Linked DNA regions of Mus musculus: all the other regions are linked to region 3. A link is a loop called in an ENCODE intact Hi-C map of the cell type or tissue named here. Cell type or tissue: heart. All regions are shown on one strand. Each heading gives the region's core, and the rest is flanking DNA. Links, peaks and the distances in the headings are about the cores only.

What was found. Hi-C counts contacts between places; a loop is a spot of excess contacts. Peaks named below come from ENCODE experiments on the same cell type or tissue, not always from the same donor. Only the 100,000 strongest peaks of a DNase experiment are listed, where the experiment ranks them.
Region 1: a loop joins it to region 3, with 5 times the contacts of the local background. A loop is called at or near these places in 21 of 42 quality-filtered maps.
Region 2: a loop joins it to region 3, with 6 times the contacts of the local background. A loop is called at or near these places in 34 of 42 quality-filtered maps.

The regions. Positions count from the first base shown.
Region 1 is chr15:97,947,250-97,957,551 of GRCm38, reverse strand. No RefSeq gene overlaps it. Among named protein-coding and RNA genes, the nearest start is that of Tmem106c, 12 kb to the left of the region's middle. In heart, for the core only: no CTCF peak of the experiment used is centred there; a DNase peak (open chromatin) is centred at 4,931; H3K27ac peaks cover 1,407 bases; H3K27me3 peaks cover 5,027 bases.
Region 2 is chr15:97,777,275-97,787,576 of GRCm38, reverse strand. Slc48a1 (solute carrier family 48 (heme transporter), member 1) reads right to left here and starts at 3,212. Exons shown (of 3, transcript NM_026353.4): 1 at 2,961-3,212. The coding sequence starts at 3,096. In heart, for the core only: CTCF peaks have their summits at 1,322 (motif pointing left), 3,315 (motif pointing left) and 4,601 (motif pointing right); DNase peaks (open chromatin) are centred at 1,346, 3,236, 4,726, 5,076 and 1 weaker place; H3K4me3 peaks cover 3,255 bases; H3K27ac peaks cover 3,477 bases.
Region 3 is chr15:97,712,583-97,722,884 of GRCm38, reverse strand. It overlaps Endou (endonuclease, polyU-specific), which reads left to right. Exons shown (of 10, transcript NM_001168693.1): 3 at 2,125-2,187; 4 at 2,625-2,765; 5 at 3,200-3,371; 6 at 3,925-4,124; 7 at 8,276-8,389; 8 at 8,998-9,104; 9 at 9,785-9,927. Among named protein-coding and RNA genes, the nearest start is that of Rpap3, 12 kb to the right of the region's middle. In heart, for the core only: a CTCF peak has its summit at 4,864 (motif pointing left); DNase peaks (open chromatin) are centred at 2,294, 2,454, 3,164 and 4,724; H3K27ac peaks cover 2,210 bases.

The sequences.
Region 1 (10,302 bases), core at 1,227-9,226, 230 kb before region 3:
GGAGGGATGTTACTTACTGGCTTGCTTCCCCTGGCTTGCTCAGCCTGCTCTCTTATAGAACCCAAGACTACCAGCCCAGGGATGGTCCCACCCACAAGGGGCCTTTCCCCCTTGATCACTAATTGAGAAAATGCCTTACAGTTGGATCTCATGGAGGCATTTCCTCAACTGAAGCTCCTTTTTCTGTGATAACTCCAGCTGTGTCAAGTTGACACAAAACTAGTCAATACACCACCTATGTCTCTTCTGCCCAGCAACTGGCTGATGGCAACTTTATTTACCAATCACAATTAACTGGAGGCAAAAGTTACTCTCTCCTCTTTGGGGCAACTGGTTTTGGGGTCCCAAATAAGCATTAGAATACAAGCACCATCAGGCCAACCCATTATGATAAAAGGCTAAAGCCTGTTACTGGGTAGTAGATAGAGGTATGTCTGGATTTCAGTTACTTCTCTGGGGGGTCTCAGGTAGAGATGGGAGGAACAGAAGAAAGGACAGAAGAAGAAGCCGCCACGAGAGAAGATGGACCATGAGCACGTGGCCAGGAGAAACAGCAAGCAACAAGGGACATGTGTCTGGGATGTGAGTTAGAATAGCTCCAAAACCTGCCCAATCTAGGCGGACAGCTTGTAAAGAAAACACCTGGATTGTGTGTCTTTTCTAAGGGCTAGCTAGAATTTACAATTCATTCACAGGAAGACTAGCCTAGAATAAATACCGAGGGTTGGGGTTTTCTTCAAAGGCTGGGAGCACAAAGCCTGTGGTCAGGAAGAGGCAGGGGTTGGGGTGGTGGGCCAAGAACGGGAGCCTGGAACATCACCAGTGGAACCCCGAGGCTCTCTGACTGTCTGCTCCTGAAGATGTGGCTTGGACGGAGAGACCACACACCTGGGCCAATGCTCGCTCGCACCGGAAGCCAGGTGTGTAGCAGACCCTTAGCGAGTCCTTGCACAACTCCCCAGCCTGGAGGCTGGCCAGCGTGGCCTGCGGGATCATTCCTGAGTCTTCTGAGAGGCTTAATTGGCTAGTACATTCCAGAGGAGACAGCGTTCATCTCTCACTGGTGTCTGGCTTCCAGCTTTGTCTCAATAGCCCAGTTATTAGCAGTGGGGTTATGGTAGACGTGAGCTCACTGGGGCTCTCTGGGTGGCCAGGGCAGAGTGGGGGGCCACCCGAGCATCTCCACACTTCCATCCTCCTCAGTTTCTCCACAGCCATCGTGGGTGCTAGCCCCACGGACTGGGGATGGTGAGGTCCAGAGAGTAATCCTCATCCTAGAGAGCCTAGAGGTCAGGGAGGACCCTGCTCATCACAGAGTACCCCCCACTCCTTATGTGGATGCTGTGGAATTCTAAGCCCCTAACAGTCCCCTGCCCTGATGGGGACTAAGGACCCACACTTAGAAATGCGCTTCAGGGTACTTCATTCTGCCCCTGTTGTTTATCCACAGATGAGAAATGTATGTAAGACCAGATGACACTCAGCAAGTATAACACACAGGGACCGCTGCTTCCTGGTTGCTGGCCATTACAGAAAGCTCTGCCTGCTCGCACATGCTCAGAGAGCAGAGCCTTAGCCCCACGCTGGAGCCGCTGGAGCTTCAGCTGAAGGGGCACAAAATCCTTTTGCAGTTGTTTGAATTGTCAGTTTCTCAAGTGCACCTGAGATCTCACAGCCCTCAGCTCTGGTGTCCCCAAAGTGAAGGCCATAGGGCAGTTCTTTAAGGGAAGGGAAGGAGGGGACTATAGAAGGGGGGGGGTAGAGGAGAGGGAGAAAGGAGGTAGGGGAAAGGGAGGGAGGGTGAGGGAGACAAGAAAGAGGGGGGGAGGGAGGGGCCGCAGGGAGGGAGAAAGGAGAGGAGAGGGAGGAGAGGAGGGGGGGGGAAGGGAAGGGGGAAGGGGAAGAGACAGAGGGAGCAAGGAGGAGGGGGAGGAGAGGAGAGGGAAGGGCCAAGGAAGGGAGGGAGAGAGAGAGAGAGAGAGAATGAGAGAATCTTCTACACTTAGGAACTCTGCAGCCATAGAACCCAGGGCAGGAAACAGCTGCTCTGCCTGTTTTCCCTGGGGAGGTAAACAAGACACAGGGCAGCCATGGCCCCAGCTGGCAGGGACAGAGTCCCACCAAGGAACAGACAACACTTTCCAGGCCCCTTCACCCACCGAAGCCAAGCACCCAATCAGTCTGCCAAACCAGGTTCCTCAGCCCCTTGAGTGAATGGGCAGAGCTGAGTACAGGGCTGGGAAGGAGGCAGCCTTCCAGCCTGGCATGGTGGCACAGCCCTACCTAGCTCAGGGGTGTGCCCTGTGTGGCCTAGCTGCAGGTGGGCGCTATGGATTCCTCCACATCCTCAGGGACCCAGAAGAAATCCTATTTAACTAAAAGTCCAATTCAGAGCCATCCCCCAAGTGGCTAGCCTGGGCTTTAAACTCCTTGACTATTTAAGGCCAACTCTCCCTTCCCAAGGTTCCCCAAATTCTGGGACATGCTCTTTAGAGCCCAGGAGGCAGGCCAAGGAAGGACTTCTCTTGTTTTTACCATGGTACACTGAACTTTCAGCATCCCACAGGTCTCTCTACTCAGAGCCCAATCTCCCCGGCAGGCGGAGCTGATACTGGGCCCGGTGAGCACCTGATGTCTGGTGTGGTACAGTCACTCCCCTGGGAAGCCCTGCCCACTTCCCACAGTGATGCTGAGGCTGCAACCTTCACTGTGGCACGTGATGCCCAGCCTGTCCACGCCTCATCTATGTTCCCCATGCTTTGCTTGGGCTCCCTGGCAGCATCCATGAGCACCGAATACCATCCGTCCCTGTAATCTGCTAAAAAAGAAACATTCGTGGAAAACATTTTAAGGGATTGGATTCAAGAAATTAAACTCTACCTCACACTAATCAAAGAAATCCAAAGGGCTGGCTTATTTCCTGGGAAGAGGAGACAGAACCTCACGCAAGACCCAAGCTGTAACATCTTACGATTTTCTAGCTAGTTGACCAAGGGGACAGCTAGCAGATCTACAAATGTGAACTATACCCAGGGCAAGGGAGGTGCCGCCACTATGTGGGGCTTGGCAGAGGGGCCAGGGCTTAGCTTTAGGACCTTTCATTGCTGGCAATGAGGACCAAACTCTCTAAGGAGAATTGTGAGCAAACTAATCACGTGACTTTAAAGGCTGTCCCTTCCTCTCCTTCTAGATGATAGTCAGGATTCCCCGGTGTGCAGGGCTTCACAGCTGGCACTCTGGGGTAAGGTGTGGAAAAAAAAAAAGGCTGCCTGCATTGGTGAATTTTGGGGACTGTGCCTGAGGGCCAGAGGCAGGCTCCCTGGATTTCACCTCTCCAGAGAGGGAAAAAAAGCCAGGCATTTGGCTAGCTAATTTTACTAGTAAGTATTTCCTATCCCAGAATTCCTTTTCTCACTGTCAGGGGCAAACACAGTACTAGAAGCCCATCTGAGAGTCACCCAAAATGTACAGTGAACCCTTAATGTGTTGACTTCTGTCCAGGATAGTGAACTTCCAGGCTCAGTCAGCAAAGCTCTTGCCGACCCCCCCCCCCCCAACTCCGACCACCTTTTCCTGAGAGCAGCCAGGCAAACTGGATACACTCTGAGAAAGTGGACAGAGGAGGAGGAGGAGGCAGTGGCAAACCCAGGAGTGTGACGAGGCGTGCAGAAGCTCGAGCAGTAACTAGAGATGAAGGGCAGTGACGCACTGTGGGAGGGTTTTGTAAAGGAGAGTCCCTGTCTCATCCTCAGGTGTCCTCCACCGCTTCGTTCCACAGTGTGCGGTGGCTATCGGCTCCTTTGCATCCTCTGCCTAGGCCCTGGACAAGTGTCAGAGCCTTCTTGGCTGGATAATCTCTGACGTGACTAACTGTGCTAATTTAGTGGGCATTATGGGTCAGGCGCTGAGACAGGCGCTCCAACATGTCATCTTGTTCCATCTTCCCTGGGTGGCCTCTCCCCATCTAACAGACATGTGCGCCTGGTTCCCAGAGTGATGGGGCCACTCCGGCACACACGATTGTCATATAAGGACCACAGCATCTCCAGCATGTTTTCAGTCCCTTCCCCTTTGTCCAGTGGGTCTGGTGGTCTAGTCTTGTGTCCTTTTGTAACAAGGAAGTCTCATCACCTCCTCCTTCTCCATATGAGGCGGGGCCTTTGGTGGCCCCTCCCACCCCCAGTGTGAATCCAAATCCTACAGAGCCTGAGGTGGTTTCCTCCCACTCTGTCCTCTTCCCACTCACCACATGCTCCAACCACACAGCTTCCTGAACATGCCTGGGGCCAAATATTCTCTCCTCCAGGTCACCCTACCTCACCTCAACTGCCTAATTTCCCTATAGACCCCACACCCCAATGTTCTTTACACAGCTGTCAAAGCACAGCCCCTGTGGTTGACCAAATGTACCCCCTGCCCTCTTCCACACACATGCATGCTCACAATCTGCACATGCGCACACAGAGAGCACACACAGAAACACTCCCACTGTGCTCACACCAGGCACTGCCCAGTTAAGTGTTGCTGTTGTGACGTCGGGTCTGTCTGTGTTGGACCCTGTCCCTCTAGCTCCCGTGTCACTTGGTTAGCCAGCCAGGCTGTGTGTCCTGTTGGACTGGAAACTCTTTGAGGTCAGAGATGATTCCCAGAAGAGCCTGCCAGAGAATAGGACTGGGTAAGTCAGCGCTCATTGAGAGAGAGAGAGAGAGAGAGAGAGAGAGAGAACCTTGGAACACGGACAGTGACACACTTAAACACGGTGTCCCCATCACATGTCATGTTCCTGGGACCCACTGAACAGTAATTGAATGAAAGGTAGCCAAATCGAGAAGAGACGGGACTGAGGGCAGAGGGCAGTCCTGGAAGATTGATTGGACTCAAGACTGCCGCGCAAAGGAGCATACGCCATTCCTTGTTTCATCCACCAGAGGGCGCAGGAGGCTAGCAGACAGCGCCTCGTCTCAAGATGCAGACTGAGTACCCCTCCTCAGAAGGGTTTGGGGAAGCGGCACAGTGAGGGCGAGGAAGCCCACACAACACAGACTTTCCTGCAGCAGCGGGCCAGGGGCTGGCCTGATCTGTTCTGGCACAGTGGGGCAGGAAGGGATTTTGGTGCCTCTGGCAAAGTCACCTTGCAATAGGTAGATTCTTGAAGCCAGAGGCTACCGCTGAGATCTAGTCAGTCCAGGACTGGGAAAGGGCTTGAATTCCTTTACCCATGAGGTCATGAGCCATGGAGAGGTTATTTGCACAAAGCTTGGTAGGAGCCCACACACACACCTTGAGCTAGTTAAGGCCAACCCTGCCTGGGAGCCCTGACTCTCATTCTGAGCCTTGTGTTCGGCCCTGGGACCCAGTGGGGCACAGCACAATCCTTGCCCCCCAGGCAACAGACAGAACTCTGCCAGTGTTAGAATTGCAGGTTCAAGAGCTTGGAGACCCAAACATGAGTGCTGGCCCAGAAAACCCCAGCAGCTGCCAGGCCCTCACTGTCCTTAACCCTTTCCATGCCTCAGTAGGCTCTTGGGGAGCCCTGCTGAAATCATAAAGTAAGTTAACCCACAGAAGCCTTTTAGGGCCGTGCCTGTCATTCGGTGGACATTAAATAAAGGTCAATTATTTTTACTCTGCCAAGTCTTGGCCAACAGGTCCTTAGAAGCTTTCGTCTAAAGGTACCACATGGAGCTAACAGGTTAGTGTCTTGACATTTCTGCCATCGTTTTGGTGTTCGTCTTGGACATCCATTTAGCAGGGCGTTTGTGGCTAGCTCTCAGGTGTGCAAAAGGACACTGTTCATCCCGTGCTCCCGGAGCGTTTGGATCTGAAAGGGTTTGTGTCCAGAGGTGCTAGGGACCTCAGAAAGGTCACAGAGAAAGAAGAGGAAGGCAGAGAGGGAAAGTTTCTAACCCCCTGGCCCAGGATACCCTCCCAAGTCCTGAGGCTTAGAGCTGTGTGGCTAGTCTGCTGGCCCAACCATCCTAAACGAGACAAGTTGAGGCTGTAGGAGATGAAAAGAGCCCAGGACACCAGAGGTAGGGTTAAATGCCAGGGCTGTACTGCCATGGCTGGGTACCACCTGCCTGAGCATCTTTCTCAGATGAGTATCACGTATGGGTTCCGCACAGCTGGGAGGATTTCTCATGCTGGATGCCAGACATCGGATGATAGCCCTATGGGTTCCGTCTCTGCTTCATCTCTCTAAATCTGCCTGTGAGCAGAGGGTCAAAAGGCTCACTGTGTTTCCAGATGTGGCTGTTGTTTTCTCTACAAAATTCTAGGGAATGCTGCTGACCCTCTCCCAGGAACCATCTCACTCTGAAATCTCAGGCTGTTTATCCAGGAGGCTCTCAGTCTGTGCAGGGGTTGGGGTCAGGATTGGAGATAGCAAAACCTAAGGATGTTCCTGTCCCTTATGTGAAACGGTGTGGCCACTGCAAATAGCCCACGCAGATCCCGCGTGCATGTAACTATCTCTATATTATATGGTATATAATATATAATGAAATATAAGTGATTGTTCTACTGTATTGTTTGGGAAATAATAACAAGAACTTTGTTTCAAATGTGATCGGTCCTCACAAGGTTTTGCTCCTGTGTTGTGCATTGGTGTCCATGCACATGGGTGGGTGTGTTCGTGAATGACGGAGGGAGAAGTTGGTGTCTTTCTCCATCATTCTCCCAGGTCATCTTTAGAGATAGAGTCTCCATTGAACTTGTAGCTCACTGATTGGCTGGGCTGGCTGGCCAGTGAGCTCCAAGGGTTTGCCTGTCTCTGCCACACTAGGGGTTAAAATGAACCATTATGTTTAGAAGTGCCTAGGCCAGGGTCTCCTGGGCATGCCATCGTTAAAGGGTCTGCAACTCAGCCTAACTTTCTTGTTAAGCTCATTATTTTTTTATTCAGGTGGCTTGTCCTCCTTGGTCTGATCACAGGGCCTGGTACTGGATGGCATCTTTACTGGCTAATTGTGGAAGTAGGGATGGTTCTCTTGTCCTCTGCCCTGGCCTGGGTGCTTCCTGCACAGCCCTACAGGACGCCTGTCTCCAAGGCAGAGGCTGGTCCTCCCACAGACAGCCGAAGCCCATATGTAACTTTCCTTGGCAGCTCCCACGTTCCAGACTAACTTTAGGGTTTGTTTCCAGCTGCGGTTAGGTTTTTCTGTTTGAGAAATATTTTAAGCAGCTGGTGGGGAAGGGATGGAGAGGTGGGGAGGGAAAATAAATGAGCGTGTGAAAGGAAGATTGTCTGCATGGCTTGAGCTGCCCCTGCCCACAGCTCGGTCTCTGGTGGCAAAGGGAAGGGACGCTGGTGGCTTCAACGGCCGGGAGAAAGACTCTGTGCCCTCGGCAAGCACTTTGTAGGAATGCTTTCACCAAGGGCTTGAATCTTGAGTGTGTGAGAAATTAACACACAGGAGAAAGGTAGATGAGACTGAGGTTAGACACCAGGAAGAACTTCCGACTGTCAGAATAGAGTCCTCAAACCACGGGTATTTTACCCAAGACACTGTCTTTCTTTAGAACCCAACTTCCTTCTCTACCTGCATTCTGTAAAGGTCCAGACAGCCCCCTCTCCAGCCCTGCTCCTCATGCACCTTATAACATAAGACTTCCCCTTCTTCCCCATCCTCCTGCCCTCAGGCCCATCTGCTTCCTCTTCCCTCTTTACCCTGCTCTCCACTGCAGCCCTGAACTCTGGGGTTGTCTGAGGAGACCTCAGTCACTTCTCAGAGGCAGACTTCCTGAGCAGCCAAGGACCTGGATCAGAAGCCTTGGCCACTCTACAGGAAGAGGGTAGGCCCACTGCCCTTTGATGGCTCGGATGGATGGCAGAGACAGAGCCCCACAGAAAACCCAGGACGGGAGAGAAATTAAATCAGAGTTAAACAGAAGCCGAGTCAGAGAGAAACCGAGGGAAAGTCAGCCGTGGAGGAGGGAGTGGACAGTCACCAAGCAGGCCCTGGCTGGCCCACATGGACATTCCTGTGGCCTCTGATGGCAGGGTGGGCTCAGCCCTGAGGGCTCCCTGGTGCCAGTGTGGGGCCCCCAGCATGGGGGCTTGGGCCGGGGTGGTAGGAGGGCCTGCCCTCCACAACTTGGTTCTTCGAGCGGTGCCTCCACTTGGCCGGGGAGAGCCTGTTGGCCAGGGTGTAGCCTTTATGCAGGCCTAGCTTAGAAGCTGTGAGAAGCTGTGAATGGTGAGAGCTCCTCACAGTCTAGGGGAACCTAGTAAGAGAAGGCTGGCTCTAGGAGGAGGCAGAGAATCTCTGTCTGAGGACCCCTGGCAAGCAAGAGGGGAGGCTCATGCAGCCAGAAGTGCTGGTGCTGAGGACAGGGAGAGGGGCCACAGCACTGGAGAGTCTGGGGCGGTGGCGAGTGTGTGTGTGTGTGTGTGTGTGTGTGTGTGTGTGTGTGTGTGTGCGTGACAAAGAGGCTGCCCAGGTCAGACAGTGGGCTGCAGGGCAACCTAAGCTTAGCAAGTCAGGTTTGCAGTGCAAGAGGGCTTGCTCTGCCAGCAGCTTGTCCTGGGGACTAGCTGTGGGGAAATTTGAGGGTGATTTGAGGGGATTAGCAGCCTTCCTTGGCTTCTCCTAAGCGATCTACGGCCTCAGGCTCTGCTGCATTGCTGGGTAAGCCCCGCCCGCGAGGGACCGGCAGCCTCTGAGTCTGTAACATCTCTTGCTACACAGTGGGTTCAAGTCACACAGCCCTGCTGCTCTCAGACCTAGGAAGCAGGGATAAAAGCAAGCATCCTAGAGGCTCCCTGCAGGGAGCAGGCGTGGGACTGTGTGCTTCCTGACACCAATCTGCATGTCTCCTTCACACTGTCTTCTCTCACTGTGAAGCAGCGCCCATGTGTAATACACCTCTATGTACAGGTTAATGAAGCATCACAAACGAAACCCTATGTTCTACTATTCGGGCCAAGATCGGCCATTGCCTCTCACCAGAAGTCCCTGTGTGTTCCCTTGATTTTATCCCACCCGCTGGTACTCTGGCTTGAGAGCCTCATTTTCTTGTTTATCTTCCAAAGCACTTAGGGTGTCTTAGATAATATCGTCTTCGGGTTTCACAATGGCCTTATTATTCCCATCTTATAGATGAGAACACTGAGGCTTAAGAGACATTGAAATAACTAGCCCTAGGCTGGCTAACAAGTAGCAGGAGTAGGAGGTCCTAGTCAACACTGGCTGGTGTCGAGCGTGTCCTTGGTCAGACAAGAGTCTACAGGACACTTGCACACAGGCACCCTTAGCTCACCTAGAACTTCCAACTCTCCTGCTTTGTGGGAACCTCGTAATAAAAGACGGAAGTCTAGGGAAGATAAGGTGGAGGTTAGGAAGAAGGAGAAGATGGAGCTGGTCAGGATGGGACTAGTAGGTGAGAATGGTTTGAGTCTGGGGGGACACATTTGAGAATGTCTCGGGTTATGGGCATGCATTGAACTATGGGCGAGGACTGTGGGTATGTACTCAGCACCCAGGACTGTGGGTATGTACTTAGCACCCAGGACTGTGGGTATGTACTTAGCACCCAGAACTGTGGGTATGCACTGAGCACCCAGAACTGTGGGTATGCACTGAGCACCCAGGACTGTGGGTATGTACTGAGCACCCAGAACTGTGGGTATGCACTGAGCACCCAGGACTGTGGGTATGTACTTAGTACCCAGGACTGTGGGTATGTACTGAGCACCCAGGACTGTGGGTATGCACTGAGCACCCAGGACTGTGGGTATGCACTGAGCACCCAGGACTGTGGGTATGCACTGAGCACCCAGGACTGTGGGTATGTACTGAGCACCCAGGACTGTGGGTATGTACTGAGCACCCAGGACTGTGGGTATGTACTAAGTACCCAGGACTGTGGGTATGCACTGAGCACCCAGGACTGTGGGTATGTACTAAGTACCCAGGACTGTAGGTATGTACTAAGTACCCAGGACTGTGGGTATGTACTGAGCACCCAGGACTGTAGGTATGTACTGAGCACCCAGGACTGTGGGTATGTACTGAGCACCCAGGACTGTGGGTATGTACTGAGCACCCAGGACTGTGGGTATGTACTCAGCACCCAGGACCGTGGTTATGTACTGAGCACCCAGGACTGAGGGTATGTACTGAGCACCCAGGACTGTGGGTATGCACTGAGCACCCAGGACTGTGGGTATGTACTTAGTACCCAGGACTGTGGGTATGTACTGAGCACCCAGGACTGTGGGTATGTACTGAGCACCCAGGACTGTGGGTATGTACTGAGCACCCAGGACTGTGGGTATGTACTAAGTACCCAGGACTGTGG
Region 2 (10,302 bases), core at 693-8,692, 65 kb before region 3:
CTCCCAGGTCCCCTTCTCTACTCTTGTGGGAAGCAACTATATTCTGCCTTTCTCTGTTCCCTTTCCTGAGATACTGGGCTCCGAGATGCCTGGTCTATACAACTTGGAGCAGAAAGGACAAGTCCCCAGCCCCAACTGGCTGCAGCAGCAAGCTAGATCTCACCCTGGCTCCCTCTGCTTTCTCCAAGGCTAGACCTGCCTAGGCTCTGGGTTCCTAGGCCTGGTAAGAGAAAGCACTTCCAGCTGCCCGAGGGAGCCTATAGAGTAAATACAGGCATTTGGTATAGGAGTCTGAGAACACACCCCAGGCCTGTTGCTCTACCCTGAGGACAAAGGAGACCCAGGGTGCTAGAGGGCCTCTCCATCAAAGCTCAATTGTGAAGAATGGAGATGTTTGGATGTGAGGAACAAGTACTTTCCATGGTTTCTAGACACAGAGCAGACATGTTACCTAGGGCTCCCAGTGCAGAGCGGGGTGGGGGTGGGGGTGGGGGGGGTGTCTGATGAGGCCTCTCCAGCAAACCCACACTTTTTTAGGCCACTGCCGTTTTGCAAAGTCACTTCCTCCCAGATTCCTGCCAGGATAAGAGTAGGTCCCCACCCCCAGATGCTCATACATACCGTGTTCCAGAAGCCAGCATGCCCGACAGCCACAGTTGACCAACACGGGCAAAACCCACTAGGATGGACCCTGTGACTCAGCAATTTCTGGGCTGCAAAATGCTGAGTCAGAAGTGGAGTGCTTGCAAGTCAGAAAACCTGCTGACATTCCACCCTAAAAGAGGAAGGAGGGTGACTGCCTGTGGACCCCCCTGCCCCAACTCATGCCGGGTCGGGAATGAGTGCCCACCCGCCCCCTCCACCAAGCAGTTTTGGCTCCTCACAACCACCTCAGGTTGCCAATGTCCAAACAACCTGGGAGTTGTGTGTTCCTGTCCCAGCTAATTGTGGCCACGTGCCTGTCTCTGAAGGCAGCTTCGAGGCTAGCCTGCCTCAGGTCAGGCAAGGGTGTCAAGGAACTAACAAGCAGGGTCACAGGGAGGCCCTTGTGGCTGCCAGGAGTGGGGGCTGGTACCCTCCCTCCACTCTTTGTTGTTGTTATAAGACAGGGTTTGTCTGTGTAACCCAGGCTGTCCTGGAACTCAGAGATCCACCTGCCTCAGCCTCCCTTGAGTATCATTCCCTCCTAGCGATAAGCAGCCAGACACAGCTTGGGAGAGTGGACAGTAGCACTCAGCACTGCACGTCCAGAGGGGAGTCTCAGTCAGCGGCATCTCCTGCCAGCAGGCACTGCCATGCCTCACATGGCTCCCTCCACTGGCCTGACTCTGAACCAAGTCAGCTGACCCCAGCAAAGCTTTTCCTCCCTCCAGCATCCAGAGAGCTTATCTCAAGCCTCAGCATCCAGCCCTGGGCCAAGGCAGTGCCTTCCAAACCTGGCAGCAGCAGGGCCAATAGGAAGTGTGGAGGAGGGCAGTAGAGGGGAAAGGCTCTGTGCACAAGTAGGCTTGGGTGCTGGCTATTCCAGAAAGGTCAGGAGTCCACAGGTGCCCCCCACCCCCCAACCCATACAGGGCTCGAGAACTCCCAGCCAGAGCATCAAACCCAACCTTCATGGTGCCCCCAGTCTCTTGCTTGGCACGCCTTAGGTTTAGGAGACGTGCATGCCCTCTGATAAGGCAGAAACCCCACCTCCGGCCCTCTCTCTCTCTCAGAACGGCACTTGGTGCATTCAGAGGCCATGAGTGAATTTGTTTTGGTTTTTTGAGACAGGATTTCTCTGTGTAGCCTAGGCTATCCCAGAACCCACTCTGTAAACTAGGCTGCCCTTGAACTCAGAAATCCGTCTGCCTCTGCCTCCCGAGTGCTGGGATTAAAGGCATGCACCACTGCTGCCCAGCATAAATTAATTCTTTCGAGTTACTCCATTTTTAGATCTTTGGCCAAGGATTTTAGCCATGGAATAAATGTTGTATCTTAAAACGTTTTCCTTACACATACTTTCGCCATACATATTACTTCATGTGGCTGTCGTACTGTTGGGTTAGTTTCCTCCATAGGGCTTTTAATGCCTTTAGCATGCCAACCTGAATCCTTCTGAGTTCTAGGGATGGAAATCGGGTCGGCCAGGCTAAGGCTGAGCCATCTTGGGGGCACATCGTGTGGCTGTTGAAACCCTGGACACATTATTTATTTACCGTAAGCCTCGATTGATTTTTTTCTAACTGTAAAATGGGCACAAATAATGTTACTTCAGAGGACTACTATTAGGATTAGATGACATAAGGAGAGTAGATTTGTTTAGCCCAGCAAAAAAATATTAAATGATGATAATACGTGTAAATAATATATTTGGCCTTCACACAAGAGAGGCTAAACGGCGTGACCCAAAATTACACATTAGAGAGCACGGCTGGGCCTTCGCCACCTCCTCGTCCCTCAGGGATTAGCAGATTCCCACTGGTTCCGACCAGAGCAGATGGACACAGGTGTAAAGGGAATGTCCAGTGACACCGGGTCCACAGTACAGTCCTGGTCTCGGCAGAGGGCCTCTGGGGCTGGAAGGGGGCTGGCTGATGGGTTTCCCCACGAACCCCACTTATTATAAGAGATGCGGTAATCCCGCACAGTGTGCGTGTTGAGGGAGCGAGGGTGGCCAGGAGATGGGCGCGCAGAGGACGCTCTAGTGGACACGGGGTGGAGGGTAGATTCACAGGGTGCGGGGGACGCAACAGCCCTGGAGCCGCAGAGCTGTGCGAACCACAGGGGCGGGCTGTGGGCACCCTAGGTCCCGCCACGTTCATAAGGCGCCAGGTCCCAGAGGCCCGGGCACTGCCCAGGAACCCGGGCCTGCGCTGTCTCCAGTCTCTCTGGAGTAAACAACGCTCCCACCCCCGGGCAGCGCCACCGCAGCCGCCGCGCGCAGCCCGCCCCGATCACCCCGCGTCCCCCGGGGATACCTGCGAGACCCCCCATCGCCGCAGTCCCCGGTTGTCGGTAGACCACCGTCCAGACGAAGAAGATGGAGAAGCCGGCTACCGAGCTGAAGCCGGAGTAGGCGGCGCGGAGGCCGAGCTGCAGCCGGGACGGGGCCATGGGGCAGCGGAGGAGCAACGCCGCCGAGTCACAGGTGCAGGGCCCGAGCTGGAGCCCAAGCCCCAGCCCCAGCCCGAGCCCGAGCCAGAGCCGCTGCCGCCCGGCGCTCCGCCCCCAGCCCGCCCCCGGTGCCAACGGCACAGCGCCCTCCCCGGCCGGAGGCCGCTCCCGACACCGCCGCTTGGCAAAGGCCGGCGACCCCTGGTGGAAGGGCAGGGTCCTGGCCTCATCCCCAGAACGCCACCTATCTAGCCTTGGCTGGCCTAGAAATACCGTCTTTACCGGAGCCGGCTACAATGATCATTTAAAAATATTTTGTATATGTGAGCACACTGTAGCTGTCTTCAGACACACACCAGAAGAGGGCATCCGATCCCGTTACAGATGGTTGTGAGCCACCATGTGATTGCTGGGTTTGAACTCAGGACCTTTGGAAGAGCAGTCAGTGCTCTTATCCGCTGAGCCACCTCTCCAGCCCCAATGAGCACTTTTTAATTTTTAAAATACTTTTGAATTTTTTTTTGAGACGTGGTGTCTCCACGTAGTCTTGTCGGTCTTGGAATTCCCTATGTAGGCCAGGTTGGCTTGGAACTCATAGAGACCCTTCTGCCTCTACCTCCTGAGTTCTGGGATTAAATTTTGAATGGGAAGTTCAAACTCATTAAAAGGACAAGTTAAGGCTATAGAAACTAGCCAGCTGTGGTGGTGCATGCCTTTACACTGGTAGAGGTGGAGGCAGAGGGAAGCAGATTTCTTTGAGTTCGAGGGAAGCTAGACCCAGTCACAAAAGTCACAAACCAAAACAAACAAGGAAAACCCATAAAACTGCACATGATGGCCCACACGTGGAATCCTGGCAATTGGGAAGTGGCCGAGGCAAGAAAACAGATCTGGGGAGCTAGTTTGATTCCCCAACTTGCCCGAAATTAAATAAGTAAAATAAAACTTGAAAAAAAATCTAAAATAATATAACAACAATTAACATATTCATTCTTTTTACCAGCCAGGTGGTGGTGGTGCTCACCATTAATCCCAGCACTCACTAGGCAGAAGCAGGTGGATCTTGGTGAGTTGGAGCCTAGCCTGGTCTACAGGGGTCAGCCAGGGCTACACAGAGAATCCCGGTCTCAAAAGACCAAAATAAGGGGAAAAAAATCTTTCTATCCATATTTCGAAGCAGTGGGTTTCCTTCCCAAAAGTTATACACACAGCACAAGATTGCTCCACACGTTTGCCACCATTTTAGTTTATTAAATTAAAAAGTGATCGTTGGCCAGGCAGTGGTGCCAAATGCCTTTAATCCCCGCATTTGGGAGGCAGAGAAGGGCGGATTTCTGAGTTCGAGGCCAGCTTGGCCTACAGAGCGAGTTCCAGGACAGCCAGGGCTACACAGAGAAACCCTGTCTCGGAAATTGTAGCTGACTCTGATAAAGACGCATTTCCAGGCCCGCCTAGGATCAGCTAGGTAGATGAGAGTCTGAGGATGAGCCTAGGACCCTACCCTTCCACCAGGGGTCGCCCGCCTTTGCAAAGCCGCTGTGTGGGGAGTGGCTGGCCAAACCCACTCGCCTCTAACACTTTCTTCCTTTCCTTTCCTCAACTCTCATGCCCCAATCCCTTGCAAGCCTTGCAAGCTTGCCCCTGCCTCTGCAGTGCATCCACAGCAGAACCGCCCCGTGTCTCCACCAGCTCAGCTGTCAGTATGGACTGCTGACAGGGAAGGTCAAAGCAAAAGCCGGGCTTCTGCACTCTTCAACCCAGAGTCCTCTGGCCGGGCCACCCGGCGCACCCTTAGACCTCACAGTGTGAATAACTAGCATCCTTTCACTACAGCAACAAGTACCACAATTTTAATACATTTAGAAGCATCGAAGCTTTATAGTCCTTAGGTCAAGGATCCAAATAGAAATGTCACTGCACTGAAAGCAAGAGGACTCCCGGGCTGCCTCCCCAGGGAAGCTGTAGGGAACAGCTGTTTGCAAGTTACTCTGCTTCCCGACTGGCGGAGACTCCTCCCTCCCCCTCCTCCCTCTTTCTTCCACAAGGACCAAAGTAACCCAGGATAAACTCCCAGACTCCAGACGCTTAACTCCCTCACGCAGCCAAACTCATCAAGTAGGGCGCTCACAGCTTGTGATGCGGATATCTTGAAAGCTCTGCCTGATTCACCTTTCTAGAAGACCATCTCCATGAGCAGCAGCGGTCCCAGTTTCGGGGCCGCCAACACCTAGCAGAGTGTGAGGCATCCAAACTCCCTTAGCACACATCTGTTGAGCAGATGACTGTGACTGACTGAAGCGAGCATTAAATACCAATGAAGGGGATTTAGGCACAAGCCGTCTAAGGAGGAATGCTCAATTAATTGCCAAGCACGTGACGCAATTCACATTTATCTTCCTTTAAAAATAATCAGGGGGCGGGGCGGGGAGGGGAGCGTCTTTAAAAATATCCAAATTAATGCCAGTGCCCCTTTCGCTGTTTTCAGATTTGAATGTTTGCTGTGACTGGTTGGTTCGGGTTGTTTGGAATCCTGAGACGAGCTCTCACTGTGTAAGGGAGTCTGGCTTCTAAGATCCTCCAGCCTAGGAGGCTGGAGGATGGCTCAGGGGTTCCAGAAGTCCTGAGTTCAATTCCCAGCAACCACAGGGTGGCTCACAACTATCTGTAATCTGATCCAATGCCCTCTTCTGGTGTGTCAATGTCAGTGTGCTCATATACATAATTAATTAATTAATTAATTAATCAAAAATCCTGCAGCCTGGTCTTCAGAGCACTAGAATTACAGTGTGATCCACTGCACCTGGCTTGGGTACGTTTCTAAAACAAGGGATGATTTTTGATGTACAAATTCATTTCAGCCATCTTCTGGGTGGCGTGTGGAGAAGTGAGAGTCACCCAGAGGAACACAGCCTTGAGGTCCAGAGCCCTGCCATAGATAGCCTCAGGGCTGGCCTGGATGGACAATACCCTAGGAATTAGGAGCAGTACATAAGACAACCCTGGGAGGTGAGGCACGCACAGTGGAATGTTCTAGAAATGATAACAATATTTTTTTTTGTAGCTGGACTGTTGGATTTGAGCTAGAGTGATAGGTGAATCTTGTATATCTGTAGATAGATAGATAGATAGATAGATAGATAGATAGATAGATAGATAGATTCCAGAGGTTATGAGGTCATGAGTTCAATTCCCAGCAACCATAAAGTGGCTCACAACCAGCTATAATTAGATCCAATGCCCTCTTCCAGTGTGTCTGAAGACATACATGCACACATGCACACACAATATGTGTGTGTGCGTGTGCGTGTGCGTGTGTGTGTGCAGGGCCTTGCTGCATCTACCTCCCTCCTCACAGCCTGGAGTAACTGTGTTCTAGAAATATCACCTGACACTAACTACTATGAAGAGGGACTGCCCGGGGAAGACAAGAAGCAGGGAGAACCTGTCCTTCCCTCTTCAGTACAATGGTTACTGCAGCTACAAAATGGAGACAGCCAGCCACTGTGCCCACTTCAAAGACTTCTGAGGAGCAGTTGCTGCTTGGCTGACTTCCTGGCACACCACGAGTTCTCAGTAAAAATCCAGAAAGCGTAATTAGTAGCAGCCAAACCCTGCCCTGGCAAGAGCTGCCTCGGGCAGAGACAGAAAGGAAAGAAGAAACTGATTCTGGAAACGTTTAAATTATTTTAACCTAGAAAGTCAGGTGTTCCGTCATTCCCACGGTGGACGGAAGGGAGCGGGGCAAAGTACTGTGAGCGACCGTCCGAGCGTGTTGAGCAGTTTGTATGGAGATGGGCTTGTGCAAGAAAATAACAAGGGCTGGTTATGTAACAGCAGCCTGGGGCCCAGGCTATACAAAGGGGACAAGTCTAGGCTGAAATGTGTGTGCATATGGGAAAATGTGGGTGAAGTAAGGAGCTTTTAAAGGCCTGGAGACTCCAGTACACTCAGAGGTCTGGCTTCACAGTTTATAGACTATGTCTCCTAATAACTCAAAGCCACCCAAAATAACTTTCAGCCACAAAGAAAACAATGTACATCTGGGCTATGCAGTCCGCCCCCCCCCCCAACCCCCACCTCGGGATCACATGTGGCCTTTGAGTGGCTGATAGATGGCTAGTTTGGCTGCTCAGCCAAGTTTTTACTTATGTCTAACTTTAATTAAAATAGTTGCATCTGGCTAAGCGGCCACATATTAGACAACACAGCTTTAAACACTCAGGACTCTTGTTGCTCCACGCCTCTAGAGAGAACAGTGACCCTTCTGAGCCTGTCAGAAGCGCTCAGATGTTAAGGGATTCAATATAGCAAGTCACTAGTGCTGTGGCAGAGGCCATCATCAATATTTTAAGGGGGTCACGTGACAGGAGCTATGTCTTGAGGAGACAAGTTAAACTGTCATATCTAGATTACAAAAATCTTTTAGAGGAGAAACACTCGCAGGGCTATTTCTAGTGGTATGTGGATATATACCACCTACTATTTAATCCCAGAAGTCGGGAGGCAGAGGCAGGCAGGTCTCTGAGTTCCAGGACACCCTGGTCTACATAACAGGTTCCAAGACAGCCAGGGTGACTGTGGTCATTTGAATAGGAATGGGCCCCATAGACTCTTGTGTTTGAATGCTTGGCCCATGGGGAACATGGCTGTTAGGAGGTGTGGCCTTGTTGGAAGAAGTGTGTCACTGTGGGGGCGGGCTTTGAGGTTTTATATTGCTTAAGCTATGCCCAGTGTGGCCCTTAGTCTCCTACTCCCTGCAGATCAAGATGTAAAACTCTCAGCTCTTTCTCCAGCACCACATCTGCCTACATCATCCTGTTTCTATGTTTCCTTTATGATGATAATGAACTGAACCTCTGAAACTGTAAGCCAGCTCCAATTAAATGTTTTTCTTTATAAGAGTTGCCATGGTTATGGTGTCTCTTCTCAGTGATAGAACCCTAGCTAAGAGAGCTACATAAGAGTCTCTCAGTCTCTCAATCTCTCTCTCTCTCTCTCTCTCTCTTCCCCTCCCCCTGTGTGTGTGTGTGTGTGTATGAGAGAGAGAGAGAGAGAGAGAGAGAGAGAGAGAGAGAGAGAGAGAGAGAGATTAAAAAGTGATCACTGTACCAGGCTCGGGTAAAGGCATATTTCCAGGCCCGGCGAGGCCTTTCTACCCTGACACTCTACGTAGATGTATCTGAGCTGAACCAATGCCATGGATTCTTGAGCAATGACTACAGGCAGCAACAGCACAGGGCATTTCTAGGTGAGACTCATGAAGATATCCTATATGTCCTGAATTCCCTCCTTCCACTGTGATGAGCCCAGAGGCTGTGTTGAACGGCCCTGTGGGGTCAGGAGTAAATGATTGGGGCCAAGGCAGTCAACCCCTCTGTCTCCCCAGGTCTTCAGTGGATCCTAACAGTGAGTGTGCCCTGCATATTTATGGGGTTACACCGCTGGGCTTAGGGGTTGCCTTTATCCTCAGCCACTCTGTCATTCCTCTTCAGGCCATCTGAAGGACACTTGTCTTGACTGCCAGTCTCTGAAGTCACTTTTGAACTTTCCCACCAATGTTGGTAACTCCCTTTGGCAGACATCCTGCCTCCTAAGAAATTCCTTCCTCCCTCTCCCCCAAAGACACATTCCGGACATTTCTCTTCCTCCACGGTGCTAGGGCTACATCCACTAAGCTATCTTCCAGAAACCTGAGTTAAGCCCTGCAAGGGCTTCCTTCTCTCTACTCCTTAATTCTCCACAGAGGAACCTCTGATGTTCCCTGGGGGCGAATCCTTGTGGACTGAGGCTACACAACTAAATCTAGGTGTTGCTTGTGAGTCTCCCCTTCCCCTCATGCAAGGCCTAGCAGACCTAGTTGAGTCTCCCCCGTCCCCTGTCTACATCCCAGTGCCACTCACCATCGTGACCCCTGCCACAGCCTCCTAGCTGGCCTCATTTGCTTCTTTTCCTTTGAATCCTATTCCTGCCTGGCGTCACAGCATTGTACTTTCCACTTCACTCCTCGCATGGCTTCCCATAGCTTATGAGTAAACCAACTAACACTTTGCCAGCTCCTACTGGCCTCACTTGCTGGTAGATTTCTTTTCTTTCTTTCTTTCTTTCTTTCTTTCTTTCTTTCTTTCTTTCTTTCTTTTTTCCTTTCTTTCTTTTTTTTTAGATTTATTTATTTTTATTATGTATATGAATACACTGTAACTATACAGATGGTTGTAAGCCATCATATGGTTGCTGGGAACTGAACTCAGGACCCCTGCTTGCTCTGGCCCCACTCACTGTGACCCAAAGATTTATTTATTATTCTATGTAAATACACTGTAGCTGTCTTCAGACACACAGGAAGAGGGCGTCAGATCTCATTACAGATGGCTGTGAGCCACCATGTGGTTGCTAGGAATTGAACTCAGGACCTTCGGAAGAGCAGGCAGTGCTCTCAACTGCTGAGCCATCTCTCCAGCCTGCTGGTAGGTTTCTTAAATGTAGCACATTCGTTCTAGCCCTGAGCCTTTGTGCTGTGCGTCCAGAAAGCTCTTTGAATGTTCCTAAGATTGATCTGCCATTCTGAAGAACCAGCCTGCCTCCATTTTAGGGTTAAAAGCCCTCTTATAATAAAGACTAGGTTCACTCCTGTTTATGATTAAACCTGTCTCTCAAAGATTGGGCTCTGCCCTACATGTATTCTTAACCATGAATGGCTCTGTATTACCTGTCCTAGGAAGGGCAATCATGTCCTTGCTTTAAGAAGCTGTTTATAACCATCTTACAATCCTACCTTTTTTTTTTTTTTTTCAAAAGGTTATATGACCACCTGTGACTACCTTGTTTTGCCTACCTGTCGTTCTGACTACCTTGTTATGTCTCTGTTTCAGGGGGACTAACTTGTTACCCTTATGATTCTGCTCCTGGAACCCTGCCCATATTGCCTGCCAAATCCAGCCTCAGGAAGCCCCCTAGCCCTGAGCTATAAAAGCCTAGTCTTCCTCACACCCAATGCTCACCTTGCAAACCTTGCCTTAGGGGGAGGCAGCCCACGTACACAAATAAAGACGTTGTCTTCATTAATTGCTTGCTCTAATTGATCTGGCCATGATGGTTTGGTGACCTTTCCCCTCCCATCTTTGGGAGTAACACATTCAAGTCTCAACTCCCATGTTCCTTCTTCAAAAAGCCCATTTACGATCTTTATGACCCTCTTTCTAAAACAGG
Region 3 (10,302 bases), core at 708-8,707:
GCGACCTTTTTTGAAACTTAGGGTGAGAACAAGATTGGAACTGAGGTCAAGTTTTATTGAGACATAATTCTGAGCATGTGGCAGGCCTAACCAGTAAGAAATATTCATTTACCCTCTGCATGGTTCTTTGACCCAACAGGAGCGGTAATCATGTGTTAATGGTCCAATGAACGGAGTGGCCACATATCTCATAATCCACAATGGTCCTTGACCTTATTTTTCCCCAGGAGCTAAAGCCTGTATTAAAAGCAGCACACATTTCCCATGGTTCCCTTCTGCACACACCCCCTTCCCTGCTCTAGCCTGCCTGACCTCTGTCCTCTTGCTGCTGTGATGGCTATCTTAATTTTTCCGGCTCAGTTGCTGCCTTTTAATTTGGGTTCAGATCAGCCCATCAAGAGGGAGAGAGGATGCTTTTCTAGGTTTAACGTCACAGTGCCAGGACTGGCAGCACAGGTGGGCATCTCTTGCCCAGCTCCTGAAGCCTGATGCTGTAGTTGGAGGAGAAGGGGTGTTAGCACCAGCCACAGCCTGCAGATAAAGCTTGGCGCTTACTCCAGTTGTGGCATCGGCCTTTTGAGATAGTTGCGATCATTCCTCTCTCCATCAGACCAAGCTTCTTCAACTGTTCCCACTTGGGACTCCTTTATGCCTGAGAGACTTCTACGTGACTCTGGGCACATAGCTATATAAAACAGGTATATCAAGCATTCACTGTAATAGCCGAGTACGGTGGTGCACAGCTGTAACCCGTAGCACTTGGGGAGTGGAAGCAGAAGTTCTAGAGGTTTGAGGCTATCTTTAGCTACATAGTGAGTTTAAAGTCAGCCAGGTCTACCTGAGGGCCTGTCTCACGAAACATTTAATAGACCCAGGCCTAAGCCAGAAGAATGAGTCTGGATCTGTCCAGGGAGACACTGGGATAACCCAAGCAGTCACGGGGAGGGTAGGGGTGGGAGGAGAGCAAAGGGCCATGTAATTCATAACACTGTGCAGGCCTGAACTAGAACAGAGTTGTTGGGCCTGCGTGCCGTGGCGACACGCACAGGGTATGCTGTATGTTCAGAGCCAAACCTGCAGTGAGGCCACATGACACGTGATTGAATCCTGCCAGAAACACCTCAGATTCATTACATGTTTTATTTTGGGTTTCATTTTTTTTTCCCACCCACTGCCTGTCCAGAGACATTTTACTGGTGGCAAGTTCTCCGTGACCCCGTATTCAGTCATGTGAGCCTATATGAGGCTGTGTGTGACCCACAGCTAAGCTGGGTCCGGCCAGCAGGGCAAAGGCTCTGCCTCTGGTTGGCTTGGGTGTAAATTGCTACAGTCCTCAGAAGCTGGCAATTGCACAGTGTGGTGCTAACCGTTTGAAATGGTTGTGCCGGGGACCGTGGTTTCAGGATCCGGAGTAAGCAGCCACCATCATCTGGTGGCTTCCTGCACACGCTGCAGCTGGCACGCAGCTGGTATGGCTAGCTGTAACCCCAGGCATCTTAAGGCTGCCATTAGGGAGTCAAACTGTCCCATCCCACGCTGATTTACAGGCAAACGTCATAAGGAGTGCTTACAGGAACAACTAGAAGAATGCATCCTACTATTAGCAGTGATTTCGAACAGATTTTAAACCGTGCTTCGACAATACTTAACACCTGCCCAGCCCCCCAGGGAGAGGTGGGTCCCCACTCACCCTCTTAATAGGGACAGGAAGTTCTCAACTGAGAGTCTCTCGTCATTTGGAGAATGCTAAACTGCTCTATTCATGTGGGGCAACTCAAGTTGGTTTTCAATCCAGAAGGGGCTCCCCTGTCTCTTCCTTTTTTTACATATTTTTCTTTTTATATCTTTTGGGTGCAGTGGGCACCAAATGCCAGAATGGTAGAAAATTTGTCACCTGGGGAAATTATTTTTGTTTTGTTTTGTTTAAGTTTTCCGTCATCTGACCTTGGAAAGCCTTCCATTTTTTCAGTCCTCAGCCTCCTGTGTCAGATTGGGGGCTGGGATGGGATGTGCGAATACCCTTTCAACACATGTGCTTGCCTCCAGGGTAGGAAGCCCAGCACTGGGGGGAAAGCTGGAAGGAAATCCCAGCATGGATGGTGACTTTATTTTCCTATGTCATAGCTGAAGAAGGACCCCCAGAGCCAGAGGCATTCCTGGATCCAGAGGACAAGATCCCAACCAGCCGTAAGCCTGAAGCCCAGATGGGGACACCCAGGGGTGACAAGGGGAGAGGGTGCCTCACTAGGGGCAAGGACCCAGGCCTAAGCCAGAAGAATCAATCTGGACCTGTCCAGGGGAGACACTGGCGTGATCCAAGCAGCCAAGAGGATGGGAGGGGTGGCCAGGAAAGCATCCGAGGCCTGAGGAGGGAAATGAAGGAGATTTTATTTTTAGAGTGGGGAGATTATAAAAACAACAGGCCAGAGTAGAGCCCAGCATCAGAAAGCAAAGGATTTCCTGACTGCAGAGTATGCAAGAAGCTATGCTTGTTTGTTGTTGTTGGTGGTGGTTTTTTCCAGGAGACCTTTAGTAAGGAGCCTAGCTAAGGGTGTGGGTAGAAGGGCTGGTCTTCAGGCTTCTAGCAGGTTGCCAGGGACCCAACCCCCTCTCTGTCCTCTTAGACCTCTACTCCGCACCGAGCTCCTGCCAGGGCCGCTGCCGGGAAGCCTACGACAAGCACCACCCTTGCCACTGTAATGACCGCTGCCCAGAGTTTGGAAACTGCTGTGAGGATTTTGACAGTCTGTGTGGTGGTGATCATGGTCAGTCTGCTCCGTCAGCCTAGCCCCAGACACGCGGGAAAGGTCTAGAGTTCTCTCAGTGTAGTCCTTGGACCGGCAGCAGCAGCTGAGAATTCTTAGGAGAGGATGGTCCAGACCTACTGCTCAGAAACTCTGGACTAGGCTAGCCAATCGGATAAGCCCTCCAGGCGATTGTGATGCCTGCCTCGGTTTGGGAGCCTTGGTGCAGAAGGGTGATATGGACATTCTGGGCACATCATGGCTGGGGCACGTGCTGGCCTTAGGGGTCTTTTACCGTCCCGCCCTCTAACTACAAAATACTGGGCGGTGTTCCGCATCACTAGAGTAAGCTTCCAGAAGGGGCCAAGAGGGGGACAAGGGGGACTCTACTGATCTTTAGACAGTTGGTGCTCTGCCTCTCTCTAGTTCTCATGCCACCTCCCAATTCCTCTCAGAGGGTTTCTCCCACAGCAGCGATGCCGTCACTAAGGAGGAGCTTGAGAGCATCTCCGAGACCATCTACAGGGTAGATACCAACAAAGCCCAGAAGGAAGACATTGTGCTCAACAGTCAGAACCGGATCTCCCCATCAGAGACGGGGAACCAAGTGGATCGAAGCCCAGAGCCGTGAGTGCCCCTCACCCTGTCTCTCCTTCACCCTCACTTCCTTTGACGCCTTGGCTCTTTGTTCCTCAAGTCAGGCAAATGCACAGGGAGACGATGTCCCTCTGACATGGACAACTGGTGTCCAGAAACAAAGAAATCACCTTGAGCTTAGGTGGCTGTATAGCCAGGTTCCTGGGGCTGGCCTTCCAAGAGGTGAGATGGAAGGAAACAGACCTCAGAGTTGGCTGTCAAAAGTAACTCAGTCCGGGGATGGTGATGCACTCCTTTAATCCCTGCACTTGGGTAACCAAGGCAAATGGATCTCTATGAATTCCAGACCAGCCTGGTCTACGAAGTAAATTCCAGGACAACCAGGGCTACATAGAAAAACCCTAACTCAAAACCCCAAACCAAACTAAACCACAAAAACAACACCCAACTCCCCAAAACACCTCAAGTTGCCCCTAGCTCCTGAAGCCATCTCTGTGTCCTGCCCCTGGTCTTTCTGGAAGATTGGAGGAGAGTTTCAAGTGCACATTCAGGTCTTTCAATGGGTCTCCATCCACTTACCCAGGCTCTTCACTTACGTCAACGAGAAGCTGTTCTCCAAGCCTACCTATGCAGCCTTTATCAACTTACTCAACAATTACCAGCGGGCCACAGGCCACGGGGAGCATTTCAGTGCCCAGCAACTGGAGGAGCAGGGTGTCTTCCTCAGGGAGGTCATGAAGACGGCTGTCATGAAGGAACTCTATAGCTTTCTCCATCACCAAAGTGAGTGAGTCTTCTCTGCTGCTCAAAGCTGTGGGGTAAGGTGTCTCCAGGAGAAACAGACGCCGCTGAGGTCTCTGTGGGAGTGGGGGTGGGGTGGGTCAGGGTGTGAGAGCAAGCAATGGGGACTAGTAACATCCAGAAACGGCCACAGACAAGCCACTGAGATCAGGGCCCTAGCAGGAGCAGAGTGGCCTTCTGGCTTGCCTATAGTATGTATCCCATCTTTTGACTGGATGTCACATATCTTGTGAGTTGTCTACCTTCTGAAGGGGCTGAGGGTCCCCATCCCCAGCTCTTCTCCTACTCTGGGCATTTTTCAGTCACCTCACCAATCCCAGAGTCACGTTAGAAGCCATGGTTTTGGGTCCCCGCCACCTCCTTCTGGGCAGTAACAGGGAACCAGCCAAGGCTCAGAGAGCCTGTCTCTTGGTAAGAGGTCTGGCTGGACCACCTCAGATACAGATTCATGCAAATCAGACCAAAAAAGGTTTTGGCTTTGGAACTTCTTGGCTCTGGGTTCTGTTTGTTAGTGTGCTCCAGATTCCTTTCCTGAACTCTGGCAAGCTGGATTCTGTCTCAGACGCGGATCAGTATGGGTCTCCGTGGCTGGCCCTGGGGACTGCATGCAGGCAAACCTGTCTGCAACCTTAGACAACAACAGTTACTAACTGTTGTTAGAGGTGAACCGCGGGAGGGATTCTTTAAGATACACGCAATCCTGGGATGCCCCCTGGTGCCTGCTTTGCAGTAAACACACAAGAGACAGGCATGCCGGTGTTTCTCAACCTTCGGAACGCTGCTGCCCTTAAATACGTTCCTTATGTTGTGTCAACCCCCAACCATAAAATTATTTTCCTTGCTACTTCATAACAGTAATTTTACTACTGTTATGAATCATAATGTAAACATGTTTTTAGAGATGATGTTTGCCAAAGAGGTAAGGTTGAGAACCACTGGGCTAAGTAAGCCCTTGGTTCTTAGTAAGAGAACCGGAAGTCTAGCCAGGCCGAAAGTCCTAAGAGAACAAGGGACCGGAAGCCGTTTTCCAATACTTAGCTCAGGCTTCGCAGCACTCATCCCCTCTCCCTCACCCTGGATCTGCTGTTCTGTTATGTTTACGAAGGCTCCGATGGCTCAAGCCAGCATATCTTTAGAGCTTGAGATATTTGAATATGGCTGAAAATAACTCAGGTCAGACAGACTTGGCTTGAGTTCTGTTACCACCTGTGTGATTGTGGTGTTATAGTGTCAAGGAGCCTCCCAAAGTCCACGTTATTAGAAACGTAATCTCAGCCAGGTGGAGGTGGTGGTGGTAGCAGCGGTGCACGCCTTTAATTCCAGCACTCGGGAGGCAGAGGCAGGCGGATCTCTGTGAGCTCTGAGCCAGCCTCGTCTACAATGCGAGTTCCAGGACAGCTAAGGCTCCACAGAGAAACCTTGTCTTGGACTCCCACCAAACAAACAAACAAACAAACAAATCCCATAGTCTCTAGTGCCCTGTGTATTAATGGTAACTAGAGGTGAGAACTTTGGGAGCTGACTCAACTTCAGATTCATGGATTATCATTTATTATAGACTCCACCTCTCTTTAGTATACCGGCTTCGCCTGGCCCTTCTCAGATGCCAGCACTCGATATTTGATTTCCTAAAGTCCAGAATGTGAGTTAACCAAACGGCTACTCAATATAAATCATGTGGTGGCAGGGATGTGGTTTGGCGGTACATGGCAGACCTGCGCAGTTTGGATGTCACCTCTCCCAGTCTTATCTGTGACAGGAGGTCTTTGAGGACTGATGCTTGCGGAGCATCAAAGAGGAAGCCCAGCAAGTACTAATAAGGGTAGCTATTCGGTCTGTGAAGCCGGTCTGTTATCATGTCTACTCAGGCTTGTTTCCCGTCAGCGTTCTAAGTCCTTGAAAGGAGAGAATATTCCTGGTATCTGTTTTTGGATCCTCCACATAATTCTGGAAGTCCCTGATTTAAAACTTCAGCTCTGACCTTCCCCCTTGGGGCCCAGTGGCCCTCTCAACAACTCCACTCAGCTATCTGTTATTTGCATAACACGGTGTAAAGAGAAGGAACTCACTGTTCCCACCTCTTCCCCAGACCTGCTCCTCCCTTGGTCTTCTCATCTCAGAAACATTGCCATAATCCATCAGCTCTCATGCCTGAAGCCTAGGAGTTAGGGTGTGTGTGTATGTGTATGTCTGTGAGTGTGTGTCTGTGTGTATGTATATATGTGTGTTTATTATGTGTATATGTGTGTTAATATGTGTGTGTGTATATATGTGTGTTTATTATGTGTATATCTATGTATATATCTATGTGTATGTGTGTATGCGTATGTTTATTATGTATGTATGTATACATGTATGTATGTATGTGTATATGTATGTCTATGTGTCTATAGTTGCCCCCTCCCCCCAAAAAACCCTTCATGTCTATTGTCTTGTCCATTCATGTCACATCCACTGTCTTAGATTTCTGTTGCTGTGGTAAACGCCATCGCCAAAGACAACTTGGAAAGGAAAGCATTTATTTCATCTGACACGTCCAGCCCAATGCTGAGCAAAGTCAAGGAGGAAACTGGAGGCAGAATTTTGCTAAAAACAAAACAAAACAACAACAACAACAAAACACACACACACAAACCCAAAAAACAACCATGGAGGGCCACTGTGTCCTGGCTTGTTCCATATGCTCTTTTAGAGACCCCAGGATCACCTGCCCAGGGACAGCACTGCCCACAGTGGGCAATCATCAGTTAAGAAAATGCCTTCAGGCCAATCTGACAGGCACTATCTAGGTTGAGGTTCCCTCTTCTCAGATGACTCTAGCTTGTGTCAAGTTGATCAAAAACCAACCAGGCCATTGTCTACCACAGAGAACCTGCCATGATGTAAGAGTTCCATCTTCGAAGCCATATTCTGTGGGGTCAAGTGCAGTGGCTAACAGTGTGTGTCCTCTTGCATGAGTTTTGTGACTTTTGTCCACCTCAGTTTCTGCATCTCCAAGTTCAGGCTGACAAGTATCATTAGTTATGTGAAGATTCAGTGTTGCTACAGATTCACTTGGTACACTACTGTGCATACAGCTAGTGTGAATGTGGCTAGTGTGAATGCGGCTGGTGTGAATGTGGCCAGTGTGAATGCAGCCCATGTGAATACAGCTAGTGTAAATGCACCTAGTGTGAACGCAGCTAGTGTGAATGCGACTAGTGTGGATATAGCTAGTGTGAATATGACTAGTGTGAATTCAGCTAGTGTGAATGCAGCTAGTGTGAACGTGGCTAGTGTGAATACAGCTAGTGTGAACGCGGCTAGTGTGAATACAGCTAGTGTGAACGCGGCTAGTGTGAATACAGCTAGTGTGAACGCGGCTAGTGTGAATATAGCTAGTGTGAATGCAGCTAGTGCTCCATAGAGCTGTGTTGTTGGTGTATTGTTGCTAGAGTAATATCTCTGGAGTAGATCTGGCCTTACTGCTGTGGCTTGAAGGATCTGGGTGCTGCTTCCTTCTCTGACTTGACTTTCTCCCCTCCTGCTCACTGTCTCCTGGAAATGTCTCCTCGGATTTCTGAGTAGAGAAATCCTTATCCTGCAGGTATCTGGTCACTAACAGCCCCCCTTCCTGGCCCAGCTCCAACTCCTTTGCCTTGGGAGGTAGGGGTAGGCAGAGCTCTGTGAGTTCAAGGCCTGTCTGTTTTACATATCTCATTCCAGAACACACAGGGCTTCTTAATGAGACCCCATCTAAAACAACAACAAAAACCCAAACCCTAAAACACACAGGTTTGACTCCCATCTCCTCCTCACGTTGTTATAGGGTAGATTTTGTACTAATCTGAGACATTAGTTATTATTTTTGTTTATTATTCATGTCTTCCCATGAAAAGCAAGCTGTAGAGACAGACCCTGTATGTGTGTGTGTGTGTGTGTGTGTGTGTGTGTGTGCGCGCGCACGTGCGCGCGTGCGCACGTGCTCATGTGCACACATGCATACTCCTCAGCCCATTGACCATGTATAATGAGTGCCTGGCCATACCTGCTGAACCCCTGTCTCTCTTGATGCTCTGGAACAGGTATCCTTCCTTGCTTCCCAGGACCTGACCCACCTCCTTCCTGAAGAGTTCTCTGTTTTCTTTCCACAGACCGTTACAGCTCAGAACAAGAGTTTGTGGACGATTTGAAGAACATGTGGTTTGGGCTGTACTCGAGAGGCAATGATGAAGGGGACTCGAGTGGCTTTGAACATGTCTTCTCTGGTAGGCTTCTCTGCTTGGACGGGAAGAGTGGGAGGGATAAAGATGTCTGCTTCGAGTCTGCACAGCCCTGAGCATTGGTTAACAGGCCACCAAGCCACCGAGCAGAGAGGGACTCCCAGGCCAACTGTGAAGGCATCTGAGAAGTCATGCTGAGGAATGCCAGTCGCTTTAGAATATCTAAGAGGGCAACACCAGCCTTGAGTTTCCAGGGTTCTGTCTAGTGCGAGCATGTGTTTACTGGCTCATCTGCCTCTGAGCAGTTCTCTGGTTCTATCACTTGCTTAGGGACTTCCTACAGAGACAATTGTGTCCCTTCATCCCTGAAAGTTCCTACAGAGCCTGGCTTGATCCTTCACAAACAGTCAGAGGAATAGGCCAGGGAGGTGGATTGTCTAGGAGAAAGGAGTCTCCTGAGGTCATGAGCCAAAATAGAAAGGACAAGCATATGAGGGTGTCAGGCATGGTGCCAAGTAAACGGGAGAATATTCTAGAAGTCAGAGCCTGGGCATTGGAGACAGGCTTGGCGTGGAGCAGTAGAAAGGGGATTGTGGAGGAGAAGATGGAAAGGGAGCCCACACCACCCACCCACCTTGGACTCTTCATTACAGGCGAAGTGAAGAAAGGCAAGGTCACTGGCTTTCATAACTGGATCCGCTTCTACCTGCAGGAGAAGGAGGGTCTGCTGGACTACTACAGTCACAACTACGACGGGCCCGTGAGTACCTGGGCTGGAGGAGCCTGGGTGGTGCCTGGACTTCCTGCTCTTCCCCTGCCTTCCAAGCAGTCAGACCTGCTTCTCACTCTGGCCCTCACAACCTCCCAACAGGGGATAGGGACATCACGTCCTCATCTGTTAGAGAGCAGATTTCTACCCCAATACCAACAGTAAAGTCTCCAAACCTGCTGGGGACAGGAGGCAGAGGGCTCCAGCTCCCAGGGGAGGGTCAAGGTCAAGGGTCAAGGCTTTAAAGTAGAGAACAAAGACATGCATCCCCCACTCCCACCTCCACCCCCCACCCCAGCCTGGATGACCTTGAAGGGTGACCGGAACGTTCAGCCTGGCTAACTGAGCTAATCTGCATGTTTCATTTGAAACTTTTGCTGTCCTAAACCAGAAAACGATTTGGGGGCAATGAACTGATCTCCTGCATGTGGAGGGCCATAGGGAACAGGTGTCCCTGTATTCTGGCTTGAGCCCGTGGATGTTATAGTGACCTTGCAGCTCGTAGTTTCAGACAGTGGGTCTGAGCAGGACTCAGACACTCTGCACAGTAGACTGTCCCTTCTGTCTTTTTAAAGAAGCCAATGTCTCCTCATAGACCTTCATACATACTAGCTGAGTGTTGGAGCCTGCCTGGTTCTGTCACGTAACCTTGGCTGTCCTTTCCTCTGCAGTGGGACTCCTACCCCGATGTCCTGGCCATGCAGTTCAATTGGGATGGCTACTACAAAGAAGTGGGCTCGGTCTTCATTGGCAGCAGCCCTGAGTTCGAGTTTGCCCTTTACTCTCTGTGCTTCATCACCAGGCCAGGCAAAAAGTGAGTGCTGGGTGACCAAAGGACTGTGGCAGGAGGGGTATCTCCGACTGTTGTCATCCAGGATAGCATCAGGAGAATGTGAGTCTGCTGGGGCACTCAGAAACCACTGTTCTCCCCTTCAGTGGTTAAGTAGTTAGATTAGCCTGGAAGTGGCCAGTCTTCATCGAGCAGTGGAACCATCTCCTGCCTTTTTCCCTCCTTTAGTGGAGCATTCGAGAAGCCAGCAGTGTGATTGCCCTGCCTCCCTGAGCCTCCCTGGGCCTCCCCGGTCGGCACATGAGGCTGTATGGGAGAACCAGAGAGTCCCAAAGAGAACAGTTGATAATAACTGGTCTCTGTCATTTGAGAACTTGTTTTGGGTCCTAATACTTTTTG